Regions from separate parts of the Homo sapiens genome. Here regions 1 and 2 are each linked to region 3. Evidence: chromatin loops called from intact Hi-C (ENCODE). Cell type or tissue: endothelial cell of umbilical vein. All regions are shown on one strand.

The links. Hi-C counts contacts between places; a loop is a spot of excess contacts. Peaks named below come from ENCODE experiments on the same cell type or tissue, not always from the same donor. Only the 100,000 strongest peaks of a DNase experiment are listed, where the experiment ranks them.
Region 1: it touches region 3 in a loop (4-fold over the local background); 10 of 110 quality-filtered maps call a loop at or near these places.
Region 2: it touches region 3 in a loop (7-fold over the local background); 3 of 110 quality-filtered maps call a loop at or near these places.

Annotation. Positions count from the first base shown.
Region 1 is chr20:6,582,013-6,584,512 of GRCh38, forward strand. No RefSeq gene overlaps it. Among named protein-coding and RNA genes, the nearest start is that of LINC01713, 150 kb to the right of the region's middle. In endothelial cell of umbilical vein, CTCF peaks have their summits at 1,273 (motif pointing right) and 1,473; DNase peaks (open chromatin) are centred at 619 and 1,279; H3K27ac peaks cover 386 bases.
Region 2 is chr20:7,925,690-7,928,189 of GRCh38, forward strand. All of the region lies in intron 2 of HAO1 (hydroxyacid oxidase 1), which reads right to left. Among named protein-coding and RNA genes, the nearest start is that of HAO1, 14 kb to the right of the region's middle. In endothelial cell of umbilical vein, a CTCF peak has its summit at 1,291; DNase peaks (open chromatin) are centred at 822 and 1,252; H3K27ac peaks cover 1,344 bases.
Region 3 is chr20:7,284,645-7,287,144 of GRCh38, forward strand. No RefSeq gene overlaps it. Among named protein-coding and RNA genes, the nearest start is that of LINC01751, 22 kb to the right of the region's middle. In endothelial cell of umbilical vein, a CTCF peak has its summit at 1,477 (motif pointing left); a DNase peak (open chromatin) is centred at 1,457.

The DNA of each region.
Region 1 (2,500 bases), 700 kb before region 3:
TGAGAAAATGACATTTGAACAAAGACTTGAAGGAGATGAGGTATTTACCTATGTAGATATCTGGAGGAACCTTCCAGACAGGGGAAACAGCCAGTGCAAAGGCCCTGTGGTAGGTGCTCTTCTGGCTACAGGAAGAGGGGGGATGTCAGTGTACCTGGAACTGAGCAAGCAATGGGAAGAACAAGGGGAAGAGATAGTAACCAGATTGCACGGAGCAGCACCTCTTAAATTACAGAACTTTCACTCATTAGTGAGTGAGATAGAAGAGGGGGCTTTGGAAAGTCTTGAAACCAGAAGTTGTCATAGAATGACGGTGGCTATCATTGGTGAGAATAGCTAAGACTAGAAGCAGAAAGACCAGTTATAAGGCTATTGCAGCAGTCTAGGCAAGAGATGATGGTGGCACAGGCCAGCAAGGTACCAGTGTGGGTGGAAGGAAATTATACAAATCTGGATATATATTGAAGAAAGGTTCAATGGGATTTCCTGGCTTTCTTCATTTTTGGAATAATGTAGCTACTCTGGCATTAGTCCAAGTCACTAGTAGTCATTGAAGAACAAAGAATAACTGGTGGAAACAGCTTCCTCCAGTGAATGTTATTGATAAGGGATCAATGTGAGGCACAGGTCTTAATCTCTTGTTCCACCTCCAATCCTGGCGATCTTTCCCTCTCATGACTCATGCTCAAAATTTGTCCAGTTCCTCTCTATACGTCTCATTCATAAATGATGTTGGTCACCACCTTCTCATTCAGCCACTGTCAATACTTCTGAAACCAATTGGAATGTAAGTAAATACATGCATTCCTAGGTAGGTAGGTAGGTAGGTAGGTAGGTAGGTAGGTAGGTAGATAGATAGGTAGATGCATAGATTCCCAAGCAACCAAAAATATAGATACAATGGTCTCTGCATTTGATTATGTGCTTGCTTGTTTGAAAGTGTAATATCAATCAATGCATCACGAATTGAGCCAAAGGTTTAGTGTTGGTGTTACTTAGTAGCGACAGCAAGCAATTTGCTCAAATCTCTTGGGCTTCTGTTTTTCCCTTGAAAAATGAAGTGAGTGGGAACGGTGCCCCTTAAGTACCAGTTAAGTTTACACATCACGTTTTCTGCTTCCACCATGCCCCTGCACCTTTATTTTCTTTCATCTTTCCAGTGATCCCCCCTAATTAGGAGCTCTGCTTATAAATGGTATCTTTTGTCTCTTTCAGTTACTTTCTTCCTCCCTGGTTTAATGAGCTTTCTCCACAGTGTGCCTTTTTCTCCCAGTAGATGGCAGTATTCAGTTTTGTTTCCTGATGCTACTTTGCCCTGTTGGAAGGCCTGGGCCAGCTGCCCTTTCTGCAAAGCCTATGTCCTTTTAGCACTAGAGGTGATCACAGAAGAGGAAATTAAGGGAGGAACTGATGAGTGTTGAAAGGCTCCCATGAAAACCGTGGCGATGCCAAGTAGCCTCCTCCTGTTTTCAAGCAGGTTTATTTTATTTAACTTTCGGGTTAGTGATAAAAACAACGGTCTTCCACATGTCAAAGTGTTGTCCCAACTCATCTGATCTTTCTACTCTGTGACGCAGTTAGTACAGATTTCATTGACCTCAGGTCTTGATCCCAGGAGTTATAATGGGATGGCTGCTGTTGTTGAGGATATTCAGGGTTAGAAGCAGGAAGACCAGTTAGGAGGCTGTGGCAGTGGTCCAGGCAAGAGACCGTGGAGCTACCAGCCGGGAGCACTGCAGGTGGGGGATGTGGTGTGGAGACGGATGGTAGTGGAACAAGCTCTGAGCTTGCTACCTGGAGAACCAGAGTCTCCTCTGGCACTGTTATTTCACTAATCTTGGCAACACTCTCAATTTCTCTGGGCCTCTGAAGACACCCCCTGTTCTAGGATTCTGTGGAATCATGAAGGAAATCAATCCACATGTAGCTTGCAAGTCACCTGACAAGGGACACATCACTCACCGGTTAATGGTGCATTGAGAGCCAGAAGCCATATCTTTAGTAGGGGCTTCACCTTACCACTAACTGAAGATGGTGTGAAAACATCCATTTCCGCAGTCCAGTTTCTTGTCTTTCCAGAAGAAATCTCATCTAGGAAAACAATATGTGTAACAAATCAAAGCAAACTGCTCCGGTTGAAAGGGGATAGAATCCTGCACCTCCTGGCCCCCACCTTCCCACTGACTGCAAGTAGCAAGTAAAGACCTCCAACAGAGAGGAGCAAAACCCCTGCCAATGTGACTTCAAATCTTCAAGTGCCGTGCCTTGACCTATGTTAATCAAGGAATTCTGGGATCACTAATATCAGTTTTTTCTTGAACTCCTCGGGAAAATTTTGCAGGGAGGAGAATAATATAATAAGAGTATGGAGGAATTTTTGTGTTTGGGAGTGGGATATATTGGGGCGGATGGTGTCACACAATAACTTTAAAACATTTTATGGTTCTTAATTGCCTATAAGATCAAATTTAGACTTGTTAGCATAGATAAAGGAGTTTCA
Region 2 (2,500 bases), 640 kb after region 3:
AGTGTTGGGATACACATGTGAGCCTCTGACTTTTTTCACTGTCACATTTTAATGTCATCAGGCACATTAATAATTCTGAGAAGAAGCAATCTCATGCTCTCAAGAAAGCCACCCAATAGCTTAAATTTTGGTGCAAAATCGTAGAAATCACTCCATTCGATGACTGTCTTTAATATGGCTAGATTCTAATTTTTTAATAGGTGTTTTAATCAACAATCTTGTTTCATTGCAAAGTGATTTTAACACTGAAGCCACTATTTATATGAAAATACTTTAGCAATGAATTATACATTTTAGTATATGTATATATATCAAATGTCCATAATCTTTTAATACATATATAAGCATATGTAATACGGATGTGTGTTTGTGTGTGTGTGTGTGAGTGCTTACACACAGAAAGAGCATGTCACTGACTTTTTATTGTTAGAAAAGCAAGTCTAAAACATAAAATTTGGTTACACTTTAGAGTGAAACAGACTTAGGTTCAAACCCCATCACCACCATTACTGGCACTAGACCTTGGTCAAGGGCTTCCTTCTTCTCTACTGTCAAACAGAATGAGAATTACTTCACAGGCCTATTGTAAGGATTAATCACAAGAACGTAAAGTCCAAGCATTGCACCTGATACATGACAGGCACTCCACTTCAGAAAGAGTAAAAATGTTCCTTAAAGCAAGTCCAGTGCTTTGCCTGGATTAGGTAAAATTGAGAATAATGGGGATATTTTCCTAGTAGGTATGCTGAAACATATATCTAGTCGGTCGCCTAGCACAACACATAAATATATAAATCAATAAAGCTTTCAAAAAATACATCGTTTGGGTTTAGAGCAAAGGAAATGACAATTCTTCCTGTTGAATGGTCTTTCACTCATTGTTAAGGTTGATCACTTAATCTTGGAAAATCCAGAAAATTCAACAGCTAAAACTCTCACCTACACCCTAATGCAGTCATCTGGGGTCTGTGTGGCTCTTTGTGTTACTCTGCAATCTGTTCCACCTGCATCTTAATAGGTGGTCAAGTCATAGCTGAGTCCCAAAACTTCACTTTGGAATGTTCTGGCCTTTTAGGCTCAAAAAGAAAGTGTTTAGATTTAATGGTTTTATGGCCCATCAAATCCAGTGTGGTAGCCTCTAATTGCATCCAGGGGCTGGAATTTCTTTTAAAACTTTTTTTTTTTTTGACAGTTTAATAAGAATTTGCTAATATGCTGAACATTCCTGGAACGCATTAGGTAGGTTTTAATTTTTCTTGATATGAGGTCCCAGCACTCCCTCATGTGGCACTTGCCCACATAACAAGTCAGAAGCAAAAGGATAAATGAATATTTAATCCTTCTTTTCTCTTTCTTTTTGATTTCTCATGTTTAAAGGGAGAAAAAAAATCTCAAGTAGCTCCATGAAAGATGAAGGAAAATTTTATTATAGCTACTGTGCATAAAACCTGAGAGGTTTCCATGGCAATGTTCTTAAAGCACCAAATGGTATAGTAAGCATTTTATTAATTGGATATTTGAGAAGTCAGAGATGTTCTACTTATCCTGGAAGACTAAAATTTAGCCTAATGATACCACCTATTTTATATGTGTTAGCATTTATGTTTATTATTGCTATTTCCTTCCATATGTTAAATATTCATAGAAATAATTTTGTATCCTTCTTTAAAGAATATAAAGAAAAAAATTCAAAAAAATAAATAAAAATGATCTGCTAGAGTTTCAAACGGATGTGCCATTATAAGTAGAGGCACTTATAAAACAGCTTAAATATTATAAGATTTACAACTATTAAAATGTTGATTAAGTAATCCATTGAATCAAATTTTTTATTCGTAACACAGTGCATGAAAAACTGCCCTCCATTCAGTATTTTTCAGTTATTTTTTTCCACTTTAAAAGACTTCTTAGAATTTTATCTTTTGTTTGATTGTAATTCATGACCCATTGTTTATGCTCCCAAATTTTGCAAAAAGCGAATGATTTCCCAATTAATTTCACTTCTGTGGCTTATTTTATCTTCTCAAAGTTAAAAAGATAAAACAATAAAACATAGGATGTTTGCAATAAATATTTTAAGATGATAGCATAGTGCTTGCCTTAGGATTCTTGCTACAGTTAATGACGTTTGGAAATACCAGTAACAGAGCAGGATATTATAGGTAGCACTGCCTAAGTGATTAATAATCTGAGCAAAGCATTAACCTCTCTAAGCCTCGATTTCCACACCCACAGGAGTTGGAGAAAGTTTCTCAGGGTTTTGCACTCACATATTTTAAGATGGTGGTAAAGATAGATGAATAAATAATAAAGTCAAATTGCGTGGCACATACTAATTGCTGTATAAATGCTGGTGATCATCATTTTTCACAAGACTTTGAAGTATCACTTTCTGAGTTTATGCAACATTTATTAAAGACGTTTGTGTTTTTAGCAATAGTCAGAGATAGTTACATATCTTGTTCCTCTCCTATAGACCAAGAATGTACTTTGAAAAATG
Region 3 (2,500 bases):
CAGTATTTCAGGTCCTCACAAAATCAGAAGTATATAAGAAGGCCAGAAAGTCTGAATTTTGGCACATTTCTTCTTTCTAGAAAAGGTTCACAGGTAGGATGGTAGATGAGGAGCTGGTGGGCCAGGGAGAGTGGAGAAGCTGGCCATAGCACTGGGAGGGGCTTATCTAAAGTTCCTAGTGGTCCAGGAGCTACTTTTTATGGCTCTTCTAAGGAAAATGGTACCCATTAAGAATGATTTTTTTAAAAGCAAATGACATCCTATTCATAATTTCTTCTTAAAAATATGTCACCTCTGCTAGGAAGAAACCAAAATTGCCCTACATGAGCATTCATCATTATTTTTTAATCTTCATTTTCTTGTTGTGTTTCTTTATTACATTTGATTATGTCTGTCCTGTATTATAGTTTCTTATTTGTAGTGTTGCTTACCTTTTCCTGTTCAATCTGCCCTACGTATTCTCTTTGAGGGTGGAGGCTTGATCTCATTATTTGAATGCTTAACATATAGTTGATTATCAACAAATATTGAATAGAAAGCTCAAAGAACACATAGAAAAGAATAACTCAACATTGTAGTTTTTTACTCCCAGATTTCTTTTGTGAAAACTAAAAACTTCCTTGACTTTATTGAGATAAATGGCTTTTCAGCATGAACATTCATGCTCACTCATAAAAGCAAGTTCTCATGAGGTAGTCCCAGGAATAATACTGTCTTTTGAGTCTCTGAAAACTAAAGTATTCATGCTTCTTGCACGTTTTTTTTTAAATCATAGAATTCTTCAATATATTATTGGGACGGGTTATATAGTTTGGATGTTCTCAGTCTGCCAAATAATGGCCCAGCTGCATCAGAATCGATTTGAAGAGATTAAACAAACAAACAAAAACCGAACAGTTTCCAGTCACACCCCTAGAGTTTTGGATGTAGCAGGTTTGAGGTAAGGCTTGGAAATCTGTCATTTAAAAATACCTCCCCAAGTGTTTTCTGATGGGAAGTTGGATCACATCCTGCCTCATATTGTGGAATAGGTGGTTAAAAATCCCCCAAACTCTGTTCTTCCATTAGCAAGAAGGGTCACTACTGATGTGTGTGTTACACCAGAAGTCTGTTCATCTCAGACCTTCTTGGAAGAATAAGTTTGGTTTGCCTTCTCAGTGGCGGTCACACAAGACTGCATGAAAGAACAGTCTGGCTGAAAAGCAAAATTTATATTTTAGAACAATATTAAAAACATAGAGCCAAAGAGCCAGTTTCAACAAGATGAGCTTTCCATAGCATAGCTTTATCAGGACTTCTCTGCTTTCTGTTAACTAGACTGCCTGGTGAATTCTTCATGGCAAATAACTCTAGCCAGTGTTTCGAGAAAGTGATTTCTAGCCTCCTACACTCTAAGCCTTGGGAAGTACAATCCAATATTGAGACAGGCCGATTTGAAGAGCTCTGAGCCTCAGGGAACAGCGCCATCTGCTGATGACTGAGGACATAGCTTACTTGAGAACAAGAGTCTTCGGGAAAGCGGTAGATATTAATTATGTATGTCCTGGCTTTCGCACCACGGCCGCTATAACAACCTACTCCCAAGCACCAGGCATTCTTTCAGCTCATTGGGTGAGATTAGTCAGTAATAACTGGTGAGTGTTTTTATTACTTAAATATGAACACCATTCTTTGAATGCCATGGCTTAAGCCTTAGGTAGACAAACTCTGCCTATAGGTGTTCATGCATCAAACATAGAAGCTCAGCACTACTGGACAAGGCATGACACCTTTGCCACAGTAACTTTAATGGTTTAGGGACAATGTTCAAGGAGTCTGGTTACAGGGGGCTATGGGGAATTTCATCTCCTAACTGTTTTTCTTTAGGGCCCAACATCAGCAATCACCAGTTAGTGTGTGATACTCCGAAGTTTCAGCATGTGCCATTTCCTGCTGAACGGGTCTAACAGAGCAAAGCAGACCCCAGGGAAGCCCAATTTTGGTTAGGTTAAATCCTTAAAGAAACGAGGTGGTATTTTTCCCATTGGTAGTTTATTTATGTGTTTGTTTTAATGTTAGGGCTTATCCCTTCTAATATCCTCCCCAGGACCAGGAAAGGGAAATGTTAAAGTCATGAAACGGAGAGAGAAGAAATACCCTATCTGTGTGTGTGTATGTGTGCATGTGTGTGTAGGTGTGTGTTCTAAACCAGGTCTTTGAAAGATAAACATTTGATGTAGCAAAATGTTGAAAGTAAAAGTAATAAGCAAGTTTCATTACATTTTTCTAAAAATATTTGGCTTCCAAAATCAAACCCACTTAAAGTTTTCCTACTTTTATTTTCTTTTCTTAGTCATTTCAACATATTGTAGGGGATTTCACTGTGTCATAATAATGTTATTTTTACACAGATTTTAACAGTAAAAATAAAGTTGGTGGACCCCACTGCCCTCCACAAGAGCTGAAAGTTCATTTTTCTGCCCAATTCTTCCCACACACGTGAAAAAAACACATTTAAAAT